2 separate regions of the Homo sapiens genome follow, and region 1 is linked to region 2. The links are chromatin loops, found by intact Hi-C in ENCODE. Cell type or tissue: heart left ventricle. All regions are shown on one strand. Links, peaks and the distances in the headings refer to the core of each region. The heading gives the core; the rest is flanking DNA.

Region 1 (10,500 bases), core at 3,189-5,688, 210 kb before region 2:
TTCCTGGCCTTGACCCTCCAGGTCTCACTCTCTGAGCTCCAGGCAGTCAAAACAGGTCCCAAACACATCCTGAGCTTCTTCCTGGGCCCAGGCTATGCCCCATGCCTGGGATGTTCACCTTCCCTTTCCCCCAGAGGCCTGGCTCAGTCTATACACGCTGCCCCTTCCAATCAAATGGGGTGCCACCTCTCCCTCACTCAGTGCCCAGGGTACCTTGGCATCAGCTTCCAGACAGTGTCTGTCCTCCAGGGACTTCCAAAGTAACAAGAGGGCTGAGGCCAGGAGGAAGTAGGACACAGATATCCTCTCCTACTCAGGTTTGAATCCCCTGCAGTGCCTGGCTCTGTGCCTGGCACTCAGTAGACTGTTATCCCAAAACTGCTTTTTGCTTTGAAATGAGCTCACTGCTCTGTGGGAGGCATTTCTAGCACACACTGATGTGATTGTTTAGCCCTCATGAAGACCCTAGAACAATGTCATTAGATGGGCTCTTGGAGAACGAGTTCAATTCTCCCATTTTACAGCTAGGGAGACTGAGACCCGAACCAGATGCCAGGTCTCCTGCCCCACAGGACCAAAGCTGTCGCCAGCCCATGCTCCTCTACCTCGGAGGCACTCCCTTCATATCACAGAGGAGCACATAAGGCCTCCAGGGGTTAATTTTGGCAATTTCCTCCATTAATCACATCTCTGCCAATCCACTACCAGGTAATTGAGGAGTCAAGAGCCACTGCAGAGAAATGGAGTTTCAATTTAAAAGTCCACCTACAAGTGCCATTTGGGAAACAAGAGGAAAGGAAAGTATGTGTGTACCGGTGTGGAACTGTGAGCCTGTGGGTGTTTATGAACACGTGTGAGTGTGTATGTGTGTGTCAGCGAGTGAGTGTGGGGGTGCCCCATGACCTCTCAGAACAGCCTGGTCTCCTGTTTCCAGGCCCACTCCAGGCCATGCCCACCTGCCCCCGATTCTCCATGGCTCCCCCCATCTGATGGGGGTCCTCAACAGACCACAGCCCTTCAGCAGCCCCCAGCTCCTCGAGGGAAACTCCACCCTCTCAATGAAACCCAAGGTCTGTCACCACTAAGGTACATCCCGCCTACCTTTCCAGAGCCTTTACCCATCCAGTTCTCCTCCTGATACCTCACACTGTTCTCCAGTCACACCAGATGTTCACCACGGATGGGACATGAATGCACCACCATACCTGTAAGTCTTTGCATGAGCTGTTTTTTCTGCCTGGGATATGTGCTCCTTTTCCTCTAACCTTCAAGGCTGCAAACTCAAATATCGCCTCTTCCATGAAGCCTTCTGGTAACGCCAGGCCACTCCTCCTCAGGCAGAGTCAGCCACTCTGCACACCTCTAAATGACAGCTAACATTTGGGGACCACTTTAACTGTGTTACTTCATTTACCTCATCTTGTACCTCCTCCTGTCCAGGACACCCGATTATTGACCCCATTTTACAGGTGAAGACATTCCAGCACAGAGAAGTTGAATGACTTGCCCGAGGTCACACAGCTACAGCAAGATATCCCCAGGATTCAAATCCAGGCAGCCCGGCCCACAGCCTGTGCTTTTGCTCCCTCCATCACATGGTTCTTAGGTGCCCACATGGCACATGACACCTGTGCAGTGTGACACAAGAGAAAACAGAAAACGAGCTACTGTCTGCCTGTGTGTCTTCCTCGCTGTCCCGCTACCCTGAAAGGACCCTCTTTCAAGCCTGTGTCCCTAGCAGCAACTGGGGTCATAGGAAGGGTTCTGAACCATCCAATGAAGGAAGGAGTACTCTACTCGTATGAGTGTGTGTGTGTGTGCGTGTGTGTAGCACAGGACTTTGTGAGAGGGTTATGAAGATGAGTGCCCATAACCACATGTATGGTGTTTGAAGGGGTCTGGGAGCAGATCCGAGTGCGTGTGTGCATGTGTGAGTGTGTGAGTGTGTGTGTGCATGCACCCTCGGGCACGCTTAAGCTTCCCAGCGGGAGGGTAGAGGCCCCATCTCAGCCGCATGAATACTTAAAGCCCTTAAACCGCACCACTTCATCACTGATATTTTTACAAAGTTGTCACAGAGAAATATCATTTTTCTCCCTCCTTTATTTCATTTTCTTTGGGATATAGTAATTAACAAAAGCCGTTAGATGCCAGCAAAACTGTTTCTTTTGAAGTTTCTACATGGCTGTCACCCGGGAGATAAAGGCAGATTATTCAATCTTGACATTATAATTGTGGATGCCAGATGAAAGCCTGGATTAGACACTTCACAGCCCACTTGGAGGGGAGGCTGAGATCACCAGGCGGCGATCCCCCCTCAGCTGGGAGGGCAGGGGAGCTGGGCGGGGGCAGGGGGTACCCCACATTGGGGAGGGGGTGGCTCGCTGCATGGCTTGGCTTCTTTCATTTGAGTTGGATGGTCCCCAAATCACACAGTGTTAGATGGAAGGAACATATTCCATATGGAGGTGGAACAATCTAGAAGTCAGGAGTAGAACTCTTGAGTCTGGTCTATCAGCTCCCGTGCCCCAAGGCTGCCCCCCCCCCACCAGCCCACACCCCCTCCTTGATTGGCAGGGACTTCTTGGCTCCCTGACTGAAGGCCAAGTTCCTCAAATGCGGAGGGTCCGGATCCTCCAAGGCCGTGGACCCCGGGTTCCAGTGCTGATGACTCCCTCACTGTGGCTGGGCTGTGGAGAAGGCTGGAGAGGTCAGGGGAGGGAGAGAGTCATTTGCCTGCATGGAGCCCACCCAATCCCCCTTCATAAAAGAAGTCACCAGGCCAGGCACAATGGCTCACACCTGTAATCCCGCTTGCCCTTTAGGAGGTCGAGGCAGGCAGATGACTTGAACACGGGAGTTTGAGACCAGCCAGGGCAATATAGTGAGATCTTATCTCTATAAAAATACAAAAAAAAAATTAGCCAGGCATTGTGGTGTGCCTGTGGTCCCAGCTACTTGGAAGGCTGAGGTGGGAAGATCACTTGAGCCCAGGAGGTCGAGGCTGCAAGGAGCTGTGATCACGTCACTACACTCCAGCCTGGGGTGAGAAAGCAAGGCCTAGTCTCAAAAAAAGAACCACCAACCAGGGAGAGGGTGAGCAGGGCAGGGCCAGAAGAAGTCCCAGCAATGGAGAATGAGAGGTCACTTTTTAGTGGAGGCAGAAGGGCCAGATGCAGATGCCCTGGAGAGTATATAAGACTGGAAGCTTCTACAGTGACTGATACCGTCTGATTTCCCAGGTCTACCCTGAACCAAATTATAACCTGGAATCTTCATACCCTATCCAGCCACCCACGGACAAGATTTTTGCTCTTCATTGTGTTCATTAATAATAATGTCTGTTAATAAAATTATGAAATGTATCAGTCAGGATCCAACCAGGAACCCATAAACCATGGGAGGTATTTAAAACAGAGGGAATTTAACATGAGGACTGGAGACACAGGTGAGGAGAAACCAGCAAGGCAACCCAGAGACCAGCACCAGCTCTAGACCCTAGGGAGGTAAGGAGGGAGGAAGGAGGTGCTGGTGACGAAGCCCAGGAGCCAGGATGACCCAGCCACCCTGGAACCTCAGTAGGTCACAGAGAGACATGGCCAGCCCCTGAGAGCAGAACAGGGGATGTGGAAGAAGGGGCTCTGAGGACAAATTGAGCAAGGTCTGGCCCGCTCATCAACATTTTGAAACCCCAAGCTGGATTTCCAGTTTCTCTGCAAAGAGCAACGCCAGGCCTGCTTTTTCTTATGGCCACAAGCATCTGAAAGGGATAGAGGTGGTCTCCTTCAGATAGGGCATGCTCCTCTATGGTTTTTCCCAGGTCCCGCCGGGACTGCCTTATTCATTGATGGTACCTATGAGTATTTGAATTTGCAACCCCTGGTTTCAATCAATATACCCATTTTGTAGAGAGAGAAGCTGAGGCCCAACCAAGGGGAAGTGATTTACCCAAGGTTACAGGATGGGTCAGGAGTAGAGGCAAGACCAGAACTTAGAGCCCTTGGATTATCTTAAGTGCAGAATTAATTAGCAAAGATGGAAAGCATCTGTGGAGTGACTGCATCTGTCAGCGGAGAATGACTCACCTCCCTTGCTGTGGCCGGGCTGTGGAGCAGGCCAGAGAGTGGTACTTGCTAGACCAGCAGTGCCGTTGCTCCTGTGTGCCCTGGCCATCAGCCTTGCCATGAAGGCCAGCAGGAGAAACGCCAGCAGTGATCACGAGGAACGACTCAGGCAGGACAGCCTGTTCTGAGGCTGCTGCAACCACTTAGGTGCTATGTGACCACAGCAGAATCCCTCTCTGTGCTCCATAACGCAAGGTGGTTGGGCCCGACGCCCTCCTGGAGCCTTCTCCACTCCACCGGGCTGGAATTCTATTTCCTGGGGAGAGGTGGGAGGAAACCATACCCCCATAGAAGCCAGCTGAGTGCATGAGGGTCCTTAGAAAGGAAGGTCGAGGGGGAGACACTGGGAAACATAAATCTGCTGGCACGGCTCTCTCAGAAAGGGTTTTAATTAATTGTTTTTATACGACATAAGAGCAACTCATTACCGAACAGCTTTGATTTGTGACACCTGCATTATAGATGATTTTTAAATTAACATTTCCCCAATAAAAGGTGTCAGTAGAGAGCTGAAGGCGCCCAGAGAAGTATAAAAGGATAATAGTATGAAAATACAAATAAACACCAGCCCAGCCTAACAAAGGGGGCTGCTTAATCAATTTTACAATTAATTAAGGCTGCCTGGGATGGCTGGGGCCCTGGAGGCAGTTCAAGGTACTGGGTTGAGGGACTCAGGCATCAAATGCTAGGACAAGGGAAAGTGTTTGGGGCTTACGAGAGACCTGCAGTGAGAATGTAAGACGCTCTGCTAGGCTTCCCTGGAAAGGGAGAGAAACAGGAGGCAAATCTGTCCCAATGAGTATCCTTTCTCCCTTTGTTGTCCTGGATTTGTCATGTGTGCATTCAGTATTTAGAGAGCTCCTACAAGCTATGGCAGGCAGAGCAGAGGCACCCAGGTGAGAGGGAGGAGCAGCACACTGGAGACGCTGAGAGCTCCATGTGTCTGACGCAGAGTGAAGGGCAAAGGAGGAGAGAAAACTGGCAGGGTAGGCAAGGGCTAGACTATCATGGCCTCTGAAAAGGGTCATACGGCATTTGGAGTTGTTTTCAGATGTCGTTTGCAGAGTGTAGGTAAGGGAACCACATGAGAAGATTTCCATTTTAGACAGAGGCTCCTGGCTGCCATGTGAATCATACAATAGAAGAGCAGAGGGAGGAAAGACAAGTGACCCAAGCAAGACCTGCTCATGGATGCAGTTCAGACAGCAGTGGCTGAGGGACAGGAACAGACCCAGGAGAGGCACAAGAGCTAGAGCCCACACACATGTGTTGCTGCTGCATGCCTGTTGGAGGAGAAGGGAAGGGGAATTGAGAATAACTCAAGCCAAGGACAGTGCTGGAGAAGCAGCTGTGAACAATACACAGATAAGGTCCCTGCCTTCAGGGGTTTTACATGGTCAGGAGAAACAGAAAAAAGACCCACAAAGGAATGAGCAAAGGACTTGGTAGCTCAGGACTGTAATCCCAGCATTTTGGGAGGCCAAGGCAGGAGGACTGTTTGAGCCCAAGAGCTCAAGACCAGCCTGGGCAACAGAGTGAGACCCTGTCTCAAAAAAAAAAAAAAAAATTAGCTGGGTGTGGTAGTGCACACGTATAGTCCCAGCTACTCAGGAGGCTGAGCTGAGAGGATCACTTGAGCCCAGGAGTTCAAGGCTCCAGTGAGCTGTGATTGTGCCATGGCACTCTAGCCTGGGCGACACAGCAAGATCCTGTCTCTAAAATAAGAAGAGAGAGAGAGAGAGAGAGAGAGGAAGAAAGGAAAGAAAGAGGGAAGGAAGGAGGGAAGGAAGGAAGGAAGGAAGGAAGGAAGGAAGGAAGGAAGGAAGGGAGGAAGTGAGGGAGGGAGGGAGGAAGGAAGGAAGGTAGGACAAGAAGACAAGAAAGTCAAATCAGTTGCTGTGGCTGGGACAGCTGAGAGCAGCACAGTTTGGGACAGGGTAATCAGATGGCTATCAGGGAAGGTGACATTTGACCTGAAGGCTGAGGAGCCAGCCAGACCAACATCTGGGGAAGGGGTGGTCCAGGAATTCATGCAACAAGTGCAAAGGCCCTGTGGCTGGGATGAGTAGGAGAAGGCAAAAAAATGACCCTTAACCTCCCCCATTTCTACTACACTCTCTTAGTTTTATCTTTCTTTTCCTCTGGTTGACCAAGAAGGGTTATATAATTGGTGCATAATTGGCATATAATTTGAGGACTGTACATAGAGGCTGTGGAGCATTGAGAAAAGTTTCCAGTGATCCATGCCAGGCCCTGTCCACTCCTCTCTGGAAGACTTGAGCCCTCCAGAGGAGCCCGTCTCCACCTCTATACCTCCGACTTCCCATCTTGATCACTATCTGCCCCAGACCTCTCTCCTGAACTCCAGACCCACCTGGGGGTCTCACAGGCAATCATCTTCCTCCCAAAGTCCATTTATCCCTCTGTGTTTCCAATCTTAATTAAAGACGCCACCGTCCAACCAGACACTCAAAAGGGAGACCTAAGAACAGTCTTGATGCTCCCTCTCCCTATATCCAAATCCTGTGGGCTCTTCCTCCTTAGAGCTCTTGAACCGATCTCAACCCATTGCATGCCATCCTAATGGCTCTAGCTTTCCACATGTCTTACCTGGGTGACCTCAGCAGTTTCCACTCTCCTCCTATCCATGTACCCTGGACACAGCAGCTGGAGGAGTCCTTCTAAGTGAAAACTTGTCCTGCTGTACAACTGCCAGAAAAGCTTTGGGGACTTCCCTTGCTCTCCAGCTAAAGTTCAAACACTATTGTCATGCTTTTTGGGGCCCCTAGAGTCTAGCCCCTCCCTACCCCCTTGGAGAACCACCTTGCCCACCCCCATGCTTTGGTATCCAGACACAAGCATCTCCCTTCAGCTCTCCCACCTGTTTTCTTTTCTCTCTGCCTGGAACATTTTGGGTGCTCTGCCCTATACCCTGGCCCTCACCATTGTCTGGCCACCTTCAACTCCACAGCCCAGGCTGCAGGCTCGTCAAATCAAATGCTTTTGTAATTGTTTCATTGTGTAGCTCCTCCCAGGCTGTAAGCGCCACCAGACCTGGAACTATTTGTCTTATTTGCCCCATATTCCCAACACCTATGGACAGACCACAAACACTGAATGGAAAAGGAATTAATGAATGGATGAATTAAATGCTGTCACATACCACAACATGCCTCACACATACTAAGAGTTTAGATGGTTAATGAGGTGAACAAGGACCAGCATCCTTAATTTTGCATTATACATTTCATTGGCTGGCTCTCTCACATGTTCCCTAAGAACATCACTCTCCCAGGGTGGTCATTGATCCATCATTTGTACAGTGACAGGAAGAGGGGACAGAGCTCCACTTGAGATAGCATTTCCTGCTTGCACGAAGCCAGTGGGCAATGTGAGGCCAATAGAACGTCTGCACGGTCTGTGGACCAGCTGGTTGCTGTGCTCTCCACGTCACCCCAGGGTCCAAGAGGACATGGCTATCAACAGGGGCTCCTGGCTGGGAGATCTGGGTGCTTTGTCTCCTTTGCATGACAGGCATGTGAGATTGGTGGCCTCTCCCAGGCTAGCCCCAAAACAGGGCACCTCCAGCCCACACTTATGGGATGAGAGGAGCAACTGAACAGCAGGGCTCCTTGTGTCCAACACCAAGGTCAAACAAGTGAGTGTGTCTGAATGGGCTGTTTAAGCAAGGGTGCCTTAAGGCAAATGTTGGGACCTGAGGCTCAGGGAGGGTTAAAGCCAGTAAGTGGGGCCAGTGTCGCCGACAGAGCTATGATGTGTGTGTGCATGTCAGACCCATTCACAGAGCTCCAGGTGGGCTTAGGGTGAGGGTTAGGGTTAGGATCAGTTATCAGAGTGGCTACAGGGAGTTTACCTCTAGCAAATTCCCCAGGCAGACCAGAAAGTAGACAACAAAGGCTGGGGTAGAGGTCAAGTTTAAATACACGGGTCCCTAATAAACAGGAGAGATGGCCTGTGCCTGAAGAAATCTAGGAGGACATCCCAGAGGAGGTCAGCTTGCACTGTGCCCAGAAAGCCTGGGAAGGTTGAAGAGCAGGAAGTTCCTAATCAAGCCACTGCTTTCATCTTCTTCAAAACCTCCCTGTAGAAAGAAGCACCTGTGAAGGGCAGCATTCTCCTCCAAAGTCAGAGACTCAACCATCAGTGGTGCAGCGACTGAAAGTCACAGTGGAAACAGATCATGGAGTCCAACCATCCACTTGACACACGAGAAGACTGAGACCCACAGAGACAAACTAAAGTCATCCTTTGCTGTTGAGCAATGCTCCGAAATGGGCTTCTCCCCACGAACCTGCACAATAGGTTTTACTCTCCTCCATTTGACAAATGAGGGGACTGAGTCCCAGAGGGGTCACAGGGCTTGTGGAGGTCACACAGGACCTGTCAGAACCAGGACTGTCAGAACCCAGGCTGGCCTGACTCCATGTCTAACACCCTTAAGTGAATTTTTCAGTCTTTGGTTCTGATTATTCTGAGACAGAAAGAATAATTGGCAGTTGATGCTAAAAATATGTGTAGCTGTTTTGATTGACAGTATAAACTCAGTGATGTACAAACAGGGAATGATTCTATTTTTCTCAATAACTGATATCAGCTTTGCTTGGCAAGCTCCCACCCCCACATTGGGAGTTGATGAGGAGGAGGGAGGGATGGAGGAAAACACTCTTCAAATAATGGTATCTTCATTCCTTCTGACAGATTTTTTGGTCACATTTTATATTTGTAGCTGTCACTTTCTAATTATTAAAAATTGTCATTGTCTGGTTGAAAGCCACCTCCTGCATGGTGTCCTTGAGCCCTAGTAGCAGGGATGGGGGTGCTGCCACCTGTCTCCCGGCCCAGCCGCTGGTTGCTTCTGGATGGCAAGCCTCTAGCCCTGGGAGGCCAGCTTGTAGCTCCTTATCTGGCATTGCAGAAGACCTTCCAGGGCTGAGCTGACACTTTCTCTACAACCTGTTGACATCAGGAGCCCCCCACCATGGCTTCTCCCTCCCCTTGCTCCTGAAAAGTTTGGGAAGAGGGGCATTGCTGTTCCCCCCTCACCAAGTGAATTCTGCTCTTCTGTTTGTACAGAGAAGGGGGCAGGGGGCACCCTGCTTTTGCTAAGACACCTCTCTCTAAGCAAGCCCTGCAGTAGACGTAGTGGTAGAGATCGCTCACTCTCTGCCAAAATCCAATCTCCCCTAACAAAGTGTGGCCAAGCCCAAAATCGCTGTCCAGACCAGGAGTCAGAAGTCCACAAACTATGACCCACCAGCCAGTTCCAAACCACTAGTTAGTTTTGAACGGCCATGAGCTAGGAAAGGCTTTTACACTTTTTAATGGTTGGAAAAAAAGAATAATATTGATGACACATGAAAGTGATATTAAATTCAAATTTAGGAGTCCATGAATAAAGTCTTATTGGAACACAGCCATGCCCATTCATTTGCATATTTTCTATGGTCTTTGTCAAGCTACAAGGGCAGAGTTGAGTACTTGCAATGGAGAGTATATGGCCCCACAAAGCTGAAACTATTTCCTATCCAGCCCTTTACAGACAGCAGTTGCCAACTCTGAAAAAGACTACACTTCCCAGGCTCCCTTGCAGCTAGGTGAGACCATGTGCTAAGTTCTCACTAGTGGAAGGGGAGTGGAGATGACTTGGGACATCAGGTGCCCCTCCATGCTCTCTTCCAGCTGTGGCAGGACCAGGCATGGCACCTCCCTGCTCCAACACTGAGATTACACCAAGGGTCTCAAGGATGGTGGGGCAGTGGTTTGGAGGACCCCAATCCCTGGATGGCTGTGAGGCTCAGCACTGCCCTGCCAACCCTGGCCATTCACTTTAGAACTGTGCAGTGAAAAAGAAAGAAACTTCAGTCCTCCATAAGCCACTTACCTCATCCTTACCCTGACTAGTACAGATGTTTATGTTCAGCTGGGCACTGTGTCCAGAGTACTTTACCCATCTATGCCAGTTATATTTAAGAATATTGTGGGCCGGGTGCAGTGGCTCACGTCCGTAATCCCAGCACTTTGGGAAGCTGAGGCAGACAGATTGCTTGAGGTCAGGAGTTAGAGACCAGCCTGGCCAACATGGCAAAACCCCATCTCTACTAAAAATACAAAATTCAGCCAGGCATGGTGGCACGCGCCCATAGTCCAAGCTACTCAGAAGGCTGAGGCACAAGAATCGCTTGAACCCGGGAGGCAGAGGTTGCAGTGAGCTGAGATCATGCCACTGCACTCCAGCCTGGGTGACATAGCGAGACTATGTCTCAAAAAAAAAAAATTAAAACAAATTTTTAAAAAGGATATTGTTCTTGTGCAGAAGCCTTGCTTGATAGATGGAGTTGAGCCCCACCTCACATTG
Region 2 (10,500 bases), core at 3,758-6,257:
AGGCAGAGGTTGCAGTGAGCCGAGATTGCGCCATCGCACTCCAGCCTGGGCAACAAGAACGAAATTCCGTCTCAAAAAAAAAAAAGGCGGGGAGGATACATATATGTAAAACCCTTAGTTGGCATGGTCTCTGGTCCACAGTTAGCTTGTAGTAGCATTATCCGTTGTACACCATCATATCCCAGTACAGCCGTGGTACCCAGGAAGCACTCAGTAAGTACTTGATGAACGAATGGATGTGACTCCATTTGGGTAAAGGCAGTAATCAGGTCCTTTTCTACTGGCAGGCTTATGAGAATGAAAGGAGATTCCCTGCGTAAAATGTTGAGCACAGTGCCTGGCATGTGGGAGATGCTCAGAGCAGGGTATTATTAGACTCCTGAGTTTGTGGACGTGGGTCTCCCACAGCACTCTGTCTTCTTCATGGGCTCCCAATGACTTGACTTCAAATGGAAACCCACCAGCCAATGGCTGTTTCGTGGTCCTCCCCAAAAGCACAGTCTCCCGGCTCAGAGCCTTCAGAGGCAGCTGCCCACTCTGAAAAGATCAGAGCACGAGACACTGAGCCCGGGAAGCCATGCTCCAGGTTCTGCCCTCCCGCTGATGGTCTGGAGTGAAGCAAATGTCCTCAGCTAGCCCCTGGTCCAGGCAGATGTGTTAAAGCATCTTTGTCTTAGGTGCAGCTCTAGGAAGTAGGAAGCCATGGTTGTACCACACGCTCTCCCTTGATTAGACTAGAGATAGATACCTGCCCTAAGGACCTCAAAGCAGATCATCCAAGAGGATGGTTACTCAGAGGAGGAAGGTTGGCTGTGCAGGGCAGTCATCTACAGCCACACCCTCCAGGCCATCATGGCCATCGTCAAGGCCACAGGCAACCTACAGACTGACTTTGCCAACCCCTTCCATACGGATGATGCCAGGCAACAGTTTGCAATGTCTTACACAGTTGTGGGCCAGGGTGCACTCCCTGAGGACCTGTCCAGATGCCACCTGCAAACTGAAGCTGTCCAGCGTCATCCGGAATCTCTGGGCTGCCCATTGGATTTGCTCCATGGGATGCCTGTTTCATCCTGCTTTGGTTACCCACAGGACACCAGCTCCACAGTTTAGCCGCCTTCCACCTGAACGACCTGGAGCCACAGGACACAGAGTGACCATGCCCCCACACAGAAGGTGGAGCTGCAGAGCTGCTTAAAGACGCCCTTCACCTCCAGGGACCTACTCTCTTCAAGATGGCTGATGTGGCAGTCAGCAGTCTGGGCAGCAGTGGACCCACTGCTTTGAGGGCATCACAGCCACCATCTTCTGTGCAGGCTTGAGCATCTGTGGCCTGAGCTGAGGACAAGCTGAATCACACACACCAGAACATGAAGCTGTTTGGCAGCATCTATGTCAAGTGGTCATGGAAACGTCTGTCATCCTCTTCATCAAGAAGAAGGACCTAGGTGAGGAGAAGATCACACGCAGCCCCCACCATCTGCTTCCACAAGTACACAGGGGTCAGCAAGTCTGACGAGGCTGCCAGCTACATCAGAGTAAGTGAGAGGGCCTGAATAGCGCAAGAACACCAGGGAGATCCATGCACAAGTCACCTATGCTGTCACCGACATGAAAAACAGAATGTGCAGAGCACGACTGACATCACCATCAAGAACAGCCAGAAGGGCTGGGTGTGGTGGCTTATGCCTATTATTCCAACACTGTGAGAGGCCGAGGCAGGAGGATATCTTGAAGCCAGGAGTTCAAAATTAGCCTGGACAACAGAGTGCAACCCCATCTCTACCAAAAAAGAAAAAAAAGCCAGGCACAGTGGCATGCACCTGTAGTCCCAGCTACTCGGGACTAGGATCCTGAGGCAGGAGGATCGCTTGAGCCCAGGAGTTAGAGGCTGCAGCGAGCTATGATCACACCACTGCACTCCAGCCTGGATGACAGAGCAAGACCCTGTCTCAAAATAAAAAATCATAGCCAGAAGAACTGTGGCCTCTTCTGAGGGGTGGTGAGGCTGGCAGGATGGGCCAACTCTGTGCCCCCAGCCCTGAGGGTGATGGGGTCAAGAAGACCATCCTCCTTCTGTCTGTCCCCCTGGCCACTTTTCCCCTTTTCCTGTCTCTGTTCTTGGCTTCCCCTGTCCCCTCCCTCAGCTCCAGAGATGGGAGGGGTTACCACAGGGCTCCCTGTTTGAAGCCTGCCCTTGTTCTAGGTGCCTGGAATGGCCACAGTACCCGCTTCCTAGGCATCTATTCTAGTTTTTAAACATTGCCTTGCTCTGTGATGGGGAGGGGAACACATGCTGAGTCTCCCAATGCCTGTGTCTGGAGGGGCACTCACTTGTCCAGCCTGGGCACCCACTGACCAGCATCCACCCACCCCCTTCCAATGATTCTGAGCCTTGAGTGTGTCTGTGGGTTGATACCACCCTTCCCCTGGGGACACCACCCCTGCCCTGCCTTCCACAGAGCTAGGTTCCCAGGGCTGCTCCAGACAACTGCCAATGTCACCATTAGGCCCACCCCTGCCCTGGCCCAGTCCCCATTAACCTAAATGCAGCTCCTCAGCGCTAACCCGGGAGCCACTGCTACCTCCTGCCTCCACACTCTCACTCCAGGCCCAGGCTTTCAGCACTGGGCACATCCTTGCTTTTTTTGCATGTTTTATGGAATTCTTCATCTAGTTTAAAATTACAAAATGTAGAAAGAAAAAACATAATGTAGGTAAGATGGTGATGGCATTTAGGGTTGTGTGTGGTCACAGCCACAAGAGGCCCTCTAGAAAACCAAGCTACCTGCAAACTGAAGCTGGAGGGGGCACACAGAGCAGAGAAGTCAAAGCAAGCAGGGGAAGCCTGGCTCAAATTGGAAAATGGGGCAGAGGCTCAGAAATAGGCAAAGAGCTAAGCCACGCAGCCCAAGAGAGAGCAGCTGCTCCCTCTCTGGGGCTTCCAAGATCCAGTTCCCACCAGCCGCTGGCCTCACTTTCCATCTAGAGATCCATCCCTGTCCCACTCCAATAACCATGCCCTGCCCGGGCCCCCCCACATGCAACCCTCGTGCCTGAGCTGGCTCCAAGGGGTTGTGTTCCACAAAATTCCGCCCACAACAATGGAACGGCACTTCCCGTGGGGCATCCCGAAGGAGCAGTGGGGCATCTTCTGGGCCCTGGGTACCAGCTATGACTCCACACTGTCTGAATGTTCTTCCCAAGGGGCCAACCCCCACATGCCTGCAAAGATTTCCCCAAATTCTTGTGGGAGTCTGCAGATGAGGCCACCACAGAACCCAGGACACCACGGCTCAGCTGCCTTTGAAGATGAGAAGAGATGTGTAAAATATTCCCAGAGCCACTGCCCTTCACTGAGGAATTTTCAGCCCAGCCATGGCATAAAGAATTGTTTGTTTTGGTCGCCTGGAACTGAAAGAGTCTCCTCAACCAAATAAAAATATAACCTTTCAAGGCCAATCTAGCATTAGCCAAGCAGGTCATTTGGAGACAGAAGACTGGGGTTTAAATTCCGGCTCTGCTACTGCCTAACCCTGTGACCTCAGGAAAATTTCCTAACCTCTCTGTTGCTCAAATTTCTCCACTCCCATGGAGATAGGATCTGATGGGTATGGTTTGGAAAGGACTTAGTAAAATAATGCATCTCACGTAAAATATTGAACTAGGTTATCCATCTGCCTGCCTTTCTTTCATTGTAAGTAACCAACAACAAGTAGGCACTAAATAAATGTGTTGTGATGGGGTGGGTGGGGGTGAGCTGGTTGGTTTGTTGTTTGGTTTTAAGAAACTCATTTGTGGTGGGGGGAATTCCACCAGAATGAGAAAAAATCAGGTAGAAGTGTGAATAGTGTTTTATTTTTTCACAGGAGCTGATCTTTTCCCAACACTTTCACAAATTATGTGTTTGCTCATAACAAACACTCTGGGGGAGGCAGAACTGCAATCCCAACTCACAGAAAAAGCATCTGACTCCCGCCTGCCCTTCCCGCCTCTCACTGGGATGATATGACTCCCCTTTGCAGAGACACCAGGAGGGAGCCCCGCTCGGGTGTACCAGTTGTTCCTGTCCTGGGCACTCCCTTTCCTAGCTTCAGGGCCATAAGGAAGTCCCAAGCCTTGGAGCTGCTTCCTTTTGTCACTGGGTGGTGGGAGGGGCCCCTGGAATAGGTCCAGGATTATTAGCACGACCTGACTCTTAGATCTCAGAAAGCCAGGAGGGCTGCCTCTGCCCAGTGAAACAACAGATCACTTCTGCCAACCCCAGAGCCACTCTTGATGGACACAGTTCAGAGCCTTCCTCTCCTGGGGGGCACCTCACCCTCTCTGTATCACACAATATGTCCCAGAACTATACCCCATAGTCTGATGCACTGCAGTTTGTTCCTGTAGGTGGGCCTGCCACCACACGCAGATTAAAAGCATCCAGGAATTAAGAAGCACCCCTCCCCCTCTGCAGGTGGCTGGCTGTGCTGCCCACTGCCATTAAACACACACATCACAGAGCCTGCTCACAGCTCCCACTAAACCACAAACCCCTTGAGAAAAGGAGCTGTATCTTCTTCATTCTGCTATCCTCCAATTCCCAGTGCAGCCTCTGCCAGAGTGAAAGAATGAAGAAATCAATGAACGGTTTCCTTATAGCATGTTCCCCTCCAGAATTGCTTGGCTCTAGTTATCAAGAAAATGCATTTAGGGGCCGGACGCGGTGGCTTACACCTGTAATCCCAGCACTTTGGGAGGCCGAGGTGGGCAGATCACAAGGTCAGGAGATCAAGACCATCCTGGCTAACACAGTGAAACCACGTCTCTACTAAAAAAAAATAAAAAATAAAAATACAAAAAATTAGCCGCATGTGCAGTTAGAATGGTGATCATTAAAAAGTCAGGAAACAACAGGTGCTGGAGAGGATGTGGAGAAATAGGAACACTTTTACACTGTTGGTGGGACTGTAAACTAGTTCAACCATTGTGGAAGTCAGTGTGGCGATTCCTCAGGGATCTAGAACTAGAAATACCATTTGACCCAGCCATCCCATTACTGGGTATATACCCAAAGGATTATAAATCATGCTGCTATAAAGACACATGCACACGTATGTTTATTGTGGCACTATTCACAATAGCAAAGACTTGGAACCAAGCCAAATGTCCAACAATGATAGACTAGATTAAGAAAATGTGGCACATATATACCATGGAATACTATGCAACCATAAAAAATGATGAGTTCATGTCCTTTGTAGGGACATGGATGAAGCTGGAAACCATCACTCTCAGCAAACTATCACAAGGACAAAAAACCAAACACCGCATGTTCTCACTCATAGATGGGAATTGAACAATGAGAACACATGGACACAGGAAGGGGAACATCACACACCAGGGCCTGTTGTGGGGTGGGGGGAGGGGGGAGGGATAGCATTAGGAGATATACCTAATGCTAAATGACGAGTTAATGGGTGCAGCACACCAACATGACACATGTATACATATGTAACTAACCTGCATGTTGTGCACATATACCCTAAAACTTAAAGTATAATAAAAAAAAAACCCACCAAAAAAAAAAATTAGCCAGATGTGGTGGCAGGCACCTGTAGTCCCAGCTACTCAGGAGGCTGAGGCAGGAGAATGGCATGAACCCAGGAGGCAGAGTGTGCAGTGAGCCGAGATCGTGCCACTGCACTCCAGCCTGGGCGACAGAGCGATACTCTATCTCAACAAAAAAAAAAAAGGAAAAGAAAATGCATTTAGGCCGGGAACTGTGGCTCACACCTGTAGTCCCAGCACTTTGGGAGGCAGAGGCGGGTGGATTGCTTGAGCTCAGGAGTTCAAGACCAGCCTGGGCAACATGGCAAAACCCTGTTTCTGCCAAAAAATAAAAAAATTAGCCCGGTATAGTGGTACATGCCTGTAGTCCCAGCTACTCAGGAGTCTGAGGTGGGAGGATCACTTGAGCTGGGGAGGTCAAGGCTGCAGCAAGCCATGATCACACTACCACACTCCAGCCTGGGAGACAGAGCAAGACCCTGTCTCAAAAAAAAAGAAAATGCATTCTGTGAGTTCTCGCCAGTTGCCTGGAAGAGCCAGGAGCCTAGGTACGTGCTTTGGACCAGGGATCCCATCAAACTGGGATGGAGCACACCCACCACGGATCACGTATCTGTGAATGTCCCGGGGTCACTAGGCAGAGACACTCCGCTTCTTCTGAGCCCAGGAACAGATTCTCAGCTGGGACACTGGCTCCCTGCCAATCTCTCTCAACCCACACACACCAAGGAAGAAGGCTACCAACTGACCTCACCTAGGGGATCCCAATTCTCTAGGACAGTTGAGTAGTGGCCAGGAGTTTTGGGGAGCTGGCCAGGCAGGAACTCATAAAGATACCTCAGGGTCCACACAACACAGGTCCTTTTCCTGAAAACCATCCTGCCATGTGTAAAATGTCAATGCCAACGGAGATGGATCCAACTGAACTGCCTATTCAAGGGACCAGATGAAATCTGTGGGCCAAATTCTGCAGCAAACTCAAGGATTAAGAAAGCAAAGGGAAGTCAAAGATCGAGGAGATTAAGAATTCAGACCAAAAGCGGAGCCTAGAGGAAGGATCAGGGTGAGGGCAGAGGGGCTGGCCTTGGGGTAGCTGTCTTACCCCAAATGGTCCCTCCAGGCCACCTCCCACAGGGGAGACTTCACCATCCTCACCTACTGGCAACATGGCATCCAAGTGAGAAGATACCATGTGGTCAGCCACCCCACCCCATCTTTAACTCTGTGGTGGGGTGAACAGCAGGGGTGAAGGTTTACTGCAGAGGAGTCGACCACAACTTGCCCATGGATGATTGAAAGGAGGGAGGTGCTAGGAACAGAGTCAGGAAACCAGCTTATCTTTTCCCACTCCCCACCCTGCACTTTAGACCCCAGGAACATGGAACTGCTCCAAGTTCTCAGCACATGCTAGTCCATGCCTCCACGCCTTTGTTCTTGCTGTTTCCTTTCCCTGCAATGCCTTCCTATTTCTTACTTTGCTACTTATTGCAATTCAAGACTGAGCCCAGAGATCATCCCTCCCGGAAGCCATTCCTGTGTGCCCAGGAAAGGTGGCATATTCATGCCTTGTGCTTACCTTAGCTCTTCCCATTTCATACTGAGGACCTCTTCTTGGGTCAATGGCTACCACTATGCCAAGAGTTCTTTGAGGGCAACAACCATTTTTGGTTGTCCCTGTATCCCCAGCACCTATCACAGGACTTGGTGTACAGTAGCTGCTCAATTGAATGCTTGTGGGGCAAATTCTTACTGTAGAGAAAACACTGGCCTGGATTGTGGGAGACGGAAGGGAAGGAAAGATGATGAGGGTGGGTCTGAGCAGACTGAAAGTGGTGGGATAGCTAAGAGGACTCCTGCAGAGAAAGCTCAGGGCTGGTGGAGGAGGCTTGGGGGTCTCCTGCACAGAGGGGATAATTAGAGGCATGGGAGCAATTTGGGTTGGGAGGTGACTTAGGGATAGGAGTGAAGGGGAAAAGCAGGAAGACCCTCATGATGTTTCTAAAATTTTTCTAGTCCTAAACAAACTCTCAGTCTAAATGTGTGCAACAGGATCTCAAATGGGATTTTTTTTTTTTTTTTTTTTTTTTTTTACTGTTGCCCCAAGACACTGGAAACAAAACTAAGGGCAAAGACGTGCTCACTATCACACATCTAAAGAGACCCACCAGCAGCAGACATGTCCCCAAGGTCTTCATCAAAAAGAAACACAACCAGCCCCTCTAACACCAGGCTCCACCCCAAACCACCAACACACACCATCTATAGGAAAGACTGGGGAGGGAAGAGAAAGAAGAGGATGGTGGGGGAAGTGGTCACGTAGAGAGCCGTCATTGTGATGAGAGGAGCTCCAAGAGAATCCCTCATAGAAATGGGGGTGCCCCAGGGAGGGGAACATCACACACCGGGGCCTGTCGGAAGGTAGGGGATAGGGGAGGGATATCATTAGCAGAAATACCTAATGTAGATGACAGGTTGATGGGTGCAGCAAACCACCATGGCACATGTATACCTATGTAACAAACTTGCACGTACTGCATATGTATCCCAGAACTTAAAGTATAATAAAAAAAGATAATATTTGCCTTTTCATATTCTTTTGGTTTTTGAATCATGTAAATATATTATTTATTCAAAAATTAAATATAAAAAGAGTCCCCAATCTTCCTTACCACAAAAAAAAGAAATGGGGGTGCCCGAAAGATGGAAGCTGGTGTTTCCCTCCCGAGCCGGGTGCCTGCCGACCTGCAGGATCTGCAGCCCCACTCTGTGGCTGCCGTGGGAGAGGAACAAAATCTAGGGAGGGAGTGCTCCCGTGAGCCTAACTCAGGACACCGGGAGCTTGGGAATAGATGTGAGCATGGAGCACGTTGCCCACGTGCCCCTAGAGATCTCAGAAGGTGGAGGGCTTGTGGAAGACCCCACACCAGCAGCAGAGTATGGATGGCACAGGGTAGACTGCTCAGGAAAAAAAGAGTGTGGGCCTCTGCACCCCCATTTCACAGCCCCTCCTGTGGAGCCACATGGAGATGTGGAGGTCAGAGGATGCGCCGGAATCCCAGGACAGTCCAGGAGACACAATGCCGCACTCAGAAAGAGGGCTGGAGGAGTGCACCACTCATGGGGCTGAAGAGAGCCCCAGCTTCTCTCAGAGGGGATATTCAGTGATGGATGGTGCTGGCATGAGCTGAACTCTGTCCCAAGGACACCTGCCCCACCATCTACATGGAAACCACCACATCAGCCAGGGAAGCAAACCCTGATAGAGGAGGGTCAGAGTAGAGTCACCTTCCACCACCCACAGGAAGCCCTGCCTCCAACCCCAGACAGGAAGACCCAAGGCTCTGGAGTGGGCAGAGGCATGAGAGAAGAGACACTACCCCTCCCCACTTCCCTCACCCAAGCACCGGTCGGGCCTCCGATGGGGAAGGTGGGAGTTCCAACAGAGATGAGCCAGTTTTGAACCAGGCTCAGTTATAACTGACCATAAAACTCTGGACTCTGCTCCAGCTCATGTTAAGGATAATCTGACAGAGTTCAGCAGAGAGAAGTTAGCTGGAGAAAAATAAAATCGGCCGGGCGTGGTGGCTCATGCCTGTTATCCCAGCACTTTGGGAGGCCGAGGTGGGCGGATCACGAGGTCAGGAGATCGAGACCATCCTGGCTAACATGGTGAAACCCCGTCTCTACTAAAAATACAAAAATTTAGCCAGGTGTGGTGGCAGGCGCCTGTAGTCCCAGCTACTCGGGAGGCCACGGCAGGAGAATGACGTGAACCCAGGAGGCGTAGCTTGCAGTGAGCAGAGATCGCGCCACTGCACTCCAGCCTGGGCGACAGAGCGAGACTCTATCTCAAAAAAAATAAAAATAAAAATAAAATCATTTCACATCTCTATGCCACCAACATGACACTCGTCAATAAGCCAGTTACATGGAGGCCAACACAGAAGCCGCTCTCTGGGCAGATGGGCAAAGTAAAGAGGGAAGAGGTGGAATGATCTCAGCCCCCTATCTCTGTTTCTCAATAAGACAGAACTTAAGTCAAAACCTCCTCAGTCTTAATTACCAAACAAAAAAATAACCAGACGAGCCTCTCACTGTATGTCTTTATTTATACTGTCATCTGCTCCGGCATTTTAATATCCAACTTTCCGTTGGAAGACAGATGCCTGGATGTTCACACCCCGTTCTAATGGCTTAATACCCTGGGTACTGGAGCAGGGAGGGGCTGCGAGGAAGGAGGGGGATGAGAGCCACCACCACATTGAGCACAACTTTGGAGCAAATGGGCTTGAATATTCATTGAACAACATTTAATTTAAACACCCAAACTCTGAAAGCAGCAGCATATGGCCTGTTTTATTTTACATAAACTGAATAGGAGGTTGGGCCATTAGTTTCTGCAGACATAATGTTCATTACCAATGAAGAATGCTTTCCTTTGAGGGGGCGCCCGCACTGTACTGGGCCCACTGCCCTACTCCCTCACCACGGGGTCAGACAAGCTCAAATCGAGGGCTCTGTGGCAGCCCCACTCATGGTGGCACAGCGACGTTGATCAAATCCCATTAGGGTACAGATTAGAGTTTCACTGGCTCCTTGGTTTGCACTTGGGGAGAGTGGATTGGGTAGGATTCTGATCCTCTTGGATTAGGCCTCCTTAGTGCCTGGGGACAGTATCCAGATGGCATGAATCTGACCTCCTCTGTCCATCCTGCCTAGGACTTAGAATTGTGTGCACATGTGTACAGGAAGCGCTGGGTACAGAGCCAGGAGTATGTGTCCACATGCTTGTGTGTGTGAGCATGTGTCCCTGCAGCTCTGTGGGCAGGTATAAGTGTAAGTTGTGTGTACACTTCTCCGGGGGTGTGTGTGCACATGACCCCATGTGCTGCATACGAGCATGTGCATGTACACATGCAGTGTGTCTCTGACATGCCTGTGGCTGTG

What was found. A loop is a pair of places that touch in the nucleus more often than their neighbours do. Peaks named below come from ENCODE experiments on the same cell type or tissue, not always from the same donor. Only the 100,000 strongest peaks of a DNase experiment are listed, where the experiment ranks them.
Region 1: a loop joins it to region 2, with 2.0 times the contacts of the local background. A loop is called at or near these places in 2 of 110 quality-filtered maps.

What each region holds. Positions count from the first base shown.
Region 1 is chr10:78,271,797-78,282,296 of GRCh38, reverse strand. LINC00595 (long intergenic non-protein coding RNA 595) reads right to left here. Exons shown (of 3, transcript NR_073447.2): 2 at 2,803-2,898; 3 at 2,084-2,702. Among named protein-coding and RNA genes, the nearest start is that of LINC00595, 9.7 kb to the right of the region's middle. In heart left ventricle, for the core only: no CTCF peak of the experiment used is centred there; a DNase peak (open chromatin) is centred at 4,146; H3K27ac peaks cover 319 bases.
Region 2 is chr10:78,059,809-78,070,308 of GRCh38, reverse strand. It overlaps the pseudogene GNAI2P2. Among named protein-coding and RNA genes, the nearest start is that of RPS24, 31 kb to the right of the region's middle. In heart left ventricle, for the core only: no CTCF peak of the experiment used is centred there; no DNase peak of the experiment used is centred there.